Regions from separate parts of the Homo sapiens genome. Here region 2 is linked to region 1. Evidence: read pairs that join two places in POLR2A ChIA-PET (ENCODE). Cell type or tissue: K562. All regions are shown on one strand.

Evidence for each region. ChIA-PET counts read pairs that join two places held together with the same protein. Peaks named below come from ENCODE experiments on the same cell type or tissue, not always from the same donor. Only the 100,000 strongest peaks of a DNase experiment are listed, where the experiment ranks them.
Region 2: POLR2A ChIA-PET joins it to region 1 with 5 read pairs; 3 of 35 experiments call an interaction of 5 or more read pairs at or near these places.

Annotation. Positions count from the first base shown.
Region 1 is chr2:118,857,961-118,860,460 of GRCh38, reverse strand. No RefSeq gene overlaps it. Among named protein-coding and RNA genes, the nearest start is that of EN1, 12 kb to the right of the region's middle. RefSeq lists enhancers at 751-1,510, 1,511-2,272, 2,273-2,500. In K562, no CTCF peak of the experiment used is centred here; no DNase peak of the experiment used is centred here; H3K27me3 peaks cover 1,708 bases.
Region 2 is chr2:118,671,841-118,674,340 of GRCh38, reverse strand. No RefSeq gene overlaps it. Among named protein-coding and RNA genes, the nearest start is that of LINC01956, 160 kb to the left of the region's middle. In K562, no CTCF peak of the experiment used is centred here; a DNase peak (open chromatin) is centred at 1,530.

The DNA.
Region 1 (2,500 bases):
CACTTGATAGCTGGGGAGACTGACGGGGAAGAGATAAATGCTAAAGGTTGCTGTCGAAGAGGGCATGGCAGCACAATCTCTTAGCTTCCATTCTTTCTGGTGACCCAGCTAATATTAATTATCTCCCCTACTCCTGCAAATCCTGCACCTTCAATCCCCAGTTCTCCACTATCAAGGTGACTATGACTTCTAGGAGTTGAGGTGCAGGGATCTCTTCTTTGATGTATTTTGGCTCAAGGTCCAAACACCTTCCCCCCTCCAAAAAAAAAAAAAAAAAAACAAGACAAAAAAAATATCAAGTTCCAGTTCACATTTATTCAGAACTAAGGGCACCCTCAGTCTCTTTCCAAACCTTTCCATTAAAGCTACCTATAAAATCTCAGGGTTGTAATTCCGAAACCTAAGGCATTTTCTGATAGGAAGGTTTTATCTAGCATTTGGCAAATCCTAATTGGGTCTGTTAAAATAAAGGAGTATCCCTTCAGAGCAGAGAAGGGAAACAAACTACAGTAAAATAGAGGAGAGGGGCAGGTCAGCAGACTCTGCTCCTTGCTGGCAACAGGGGCTTGAGAGCTGGGCTGTGAAGAGGTGGCTTATCCCCTATCCTGAGAGCCCTGGCAGAGCATGAGAAGCTGCCAGTCCTACCTAAGATGTTCTCGCTGCAAGGCCTACTTATTCTGCTCTTTAGGTTAAAGAAGAAACCCCAGGGAAGAAGAAGGGGAGGGGTCGCGAGGCAGCTAGGGTCCCGGAAGACTACGGGAGTAAGGAAAAGGAAGGAAACTGAAGTCTCAGGTGCTGCGCTGCAGGACCCACAGCCCGGGACAACCCGCTTCTCTCTGCACACCTGCACCCCCCTTACAGCCAGGTTCTGGCACCTCCTCTCTCTTCTCCAGGGAATTCCCTTCACCGGGGTGCGTTGGACCAACGGAAACCCCTCCAGTGCAGCACCAGCTGCAGGTTCGGGAATCAGAGGAGTTCCCTGCCGCCCTGCAGGTGAACTGGGGTCAAGGTGGAACCATGGGACTGGGGACTAGTGGAACTATGCCTCCTGGCGATGCTGGCCCTCAGTCACCTCCTTCTCTCTAGCAGGCTTCCCGGCCTTTCCTCCCTACCCCACCCCCACCCTCTTCCTTGCGAGCCAGGGGCCCAGTTCCAGGGCTTAGGGCAGGGTGCTCCATGCGAGGTGGTGACAGGAAGGCCAACAGGCTGCCGGAGTCCGGGAGTGGAGCGACCCGGAGAGGCGACTGCCTCAGCGCGGTTAGAAAACGCTGGGTCATCCTGGTTTTGTCACGGGCCTCGACTGCTCCCGGATCACCACCACTTGCACCCTGACAGTTGAGGTGCGGCTCCGGGGAAGGCTGGGCCTTGTCCTCAAGGTGGGACCCGAGCTCCCTCACGTACCAGTCGGAGTCATTGCCTGGTGACCATAGGCAAGTCTGAAAAAGTCTTGCCCTTGGTGGGTCACCCCGCCGCCGCGGAGACCGGCCATGAGCTTGGAGGCCCGGGACCCTGAGATGTCCACCCCAGGAGCTCAGGGCTGGGGGCCTGCCCAGGTCAGCATTTCTGGCCCCCTACCTCCGCCTCCGGGGGCAGCCAACCAGCATGCCGGAGTCGGATGCTCGACCCTTTCCGGGGTCACTGAGCTGGGAAGCCAGAAGAAAGCAAGCCGACAACAATACCAACAAGGGGAGATGCGGCCTCCGGCGCGGCTCTCTGGCCAGCTCCTCTGGGTGATGCAAACGAAGATCCCTGTTGGGAGCAGGGGTCGGAGCCAGAGGCCCCACCTAAAGAGGCGCTCGCTCTGCGCGGACCCTCGGAGAGGGCGCAGGCAGAGTATTCCCCTGACCCACCCTGGCGGGGAACGCGGCCCCACTGGAGCGCCTGGGAGCGCTGAGACCTCGCGTGTGTTGCAGGGGGAAGGGCAGGGAAGGTTATAACTCCTGTCCCCACCTGGAGCCCGCAGGGCGACTTGGAGCGTCTCCTGAGGGAACTGGCCCCCATCTGGCTTCCTACGAGCTGGGGAAATATTCGGTGCTTCGTTTCCCGCTTGGTATGGGCATGCGCTTGGGGCGGGTTTAGCCTCTCCGACCTCAGTTTCCTCCTTTGTAAAAGGGAGAGTATGCTGGTTCATACCTTGATAGGCTCCCGGCATGCCCATTAGGAATGCCCAAGCCAGCCCACCAGGTGAAGCCTTCAGAGCCAGGCAGCCCAGGGCTAGCACCTGATAGATCCTGAGCTGGCTACCATCGTTCCGTCGTCTTTTGAAGGTGGAGACCCCTAAAGAGAACCGCTTCCGCTCTCTGCCTCCTCCCCCGACCCTGCACTCTCTATCTCTCTCTCTGTATCTCTCACATCTCTGTCTCTCATTCTATCCCCTTGGTAAATTGGAAACATCTTAGTGAAAGGTGAAAACAAAGTTTAACGTAAATCCGCCTGTTGTTCAATTGAGTGCAACCACAGAAGCTGGTCTGCGCCGCGCGAGTCGGAGCCAGCGTTCTGC
Region 2 (2,500 bases), 190 kb after region 1:
GATTCCATGTCTGTGCTATTGTGAATAGTGCTGCAGTGAACATATATGTGCACGTGTCTTTATAATAGAATGATTTATATTCCTTTGGGTAATGGGATTGCTGGGTTGAATGGTATTTCTGTCTTTAGGTTTTTGAGGAATCGCCACACTGTCTTCCACAGTGGTTGAACTAATTTACACTCCCAGAAACAGTGTATAAGTGTTCCTTTTTCTCCACAACCTTGCCAGAATCAGGTTTTTTTTTTTTTTGACTTTTTAATAATAGCTGTTCTGACTGCTATGAGATGGTATCTCATTGTGGTTTTGATTTGCAATTCTCTAATGATCAGTGATGTTGAGCTTTTTTTCATATGATTGTTGGCCACGTGTCTTCTTTTAAAAAGTGTCTGTTGATGTCCTTTGCAACAAAACCATTTATACAGCATATTGTGTTTGTGACTTAATTTGCTTTGGCTTACTTTTCATTATGGAGTCATCTAATCTACAAGTTGGCACTTATTCTTTTATTCAACTAGCATTTATTTGGTATTAACTGAACATATAGGACTGATGAACACACAGAGAGGGTTGAATTGTGTTCTTTTATAAACTTTCTCTCTGGGGAATTATTTCCTTTTCACCTGTCTACATCCATGTCTTTGTCGATGTCTTCATCTACATTTATAGTGAGAGGGCATGTTAAAGGGCAGAATTCACTTCCCAGGGTATGTCACACACCTCTTTTGCATCCCTTCTGAGCCTCTGGGCCTCGCCTTCTTCTTGGTCCAGCCTTGTAAGGGTCAGTAGCGTCTGGTCCCTGACAGGTGGTTCTCACCTCTCGAGTGCAGTGCCAGTCTTCCCTATTGATATTTTCTTGGGAACAACATCAGTGCTCATGCTCTGTGCTCATGACCACACACGCACAAACCAGAGTGCAGAAGCAAGTTTTCCATCTAAGGAAGGTGAGGTCCAGTGGATACATTTGTCCTCGCTTCCCGCATTAGAGATAGTCTGGAGACCAGCCTATGTGACTTCTAGGGGTCGCAGTCCCATGGACAGAGCAAAGCATCAATCGGCCCCTTCTTCTTAGTGATACACCTACATATGGACTGTGTCTACTTTCCCAATTTTGTCTCCATATTCCTCCACTCCTGATCCCTTGGGTTGCAGTCTTGGTAAAGTAATAGCCGGCAAGCCTTCCCCTAGGCTCACCTTTCTGGAGAACCCAGGCTAAGACTTAAGGTGACTTAGTGGGAGAGAAGAGCTGGAGCTGTGCCCTAGTGATGCCCCCAGGTGTGTGAGTCCTTCACCTTACCTCAGTGTTCTGGCCAGGTGGGGCTTTGTTTGAGTTTTTCTGGGTTGGATGTGGCAAGAAAGAGGACTTACAGATCAATTCACTTGTCAAGCTGGGTTAGCAATCTCTGGACTTTCTTTCCTGGTACAGCATGGAGACCTCTGTCCCTCCTTTTTCGCAATGGTCATCTTGGGTGAAGCAGGAAAGGAAGGAGGACTGGGCAGGGTATCAGAAGCCCTGGCCTCTGGGCTTTACCCTTCGACTAACAAGCCATGTGACCTTGGCTGAGTCATGTTTCCTCCTCACATGTCAGTTTCTTATCTGAACGATGAGGGGCTCAGCCTAGATTATTGCTATGATCACTTCCAACTCTAAAACCTTATGATAAACTGTAATTCCTGCCACATTAGCTGCATTGGTAGGAAAGTTACCTCAATTCTTATTCAAAAGGTCAAAATTGAGGCCTCTGTGAGAATTTTCAATATGGTAGTTAATGCAAAAACATGTTTTATTGGTGTTTTCTAGAGAAAAAAGAATTTGGTCAGAGCCACTCTTACTTGTCCATCACAAGGGAGAAATAGAGACTCTGTGCTGACACCTCACTACTTTCAACTCCAACTGTGGGTCTTTTTCTCTTGCAATTTAGTCCATCACAGCTGAGGGCTGGTTTAGGGACCAGAGCTCAGAGACAACTGCAGCTGGAAGGGAAGAATGGATCTCTCCCCTCTAACACATGTACCCGCACTCCCCAGCCCCACGCCAACATACCATTCACCTCTTTCTGCATATCCCACTCTCCCCTCCCCTTTGTGTGGGAGAGAGATTTCTCTGTGTCTAAGGTCAAAGCCATGACCACACCCAGCACTATGACCGCAGTGGACAAAGGGGAGAACTTCACATCCTCTTTGGGAACTCATAGAGGTCATTGCAAATCACTTTTGGTCATTGCCCAAACTAGAAAGAACATATTTTCCCCAGATTATTATTAAGAATTTTATATAATCACAGACTGTCTTCTCTCTCACATACAGACATACATTCCCAAAGAGAAAAACTCATCTCTGAGTATTGGGTCATAAATTATATGAGGTACATTTCATTATAAAGCATATTTCTTTAGTCTTTATGAATGCTCTCCATTTACCCCAGGGGGGTTGTAATGTACACTGACATCTTACTTTCTTCCAAGAAGCATTCCCTCATTTTGTTTAGTATGTGGGGCCTAGC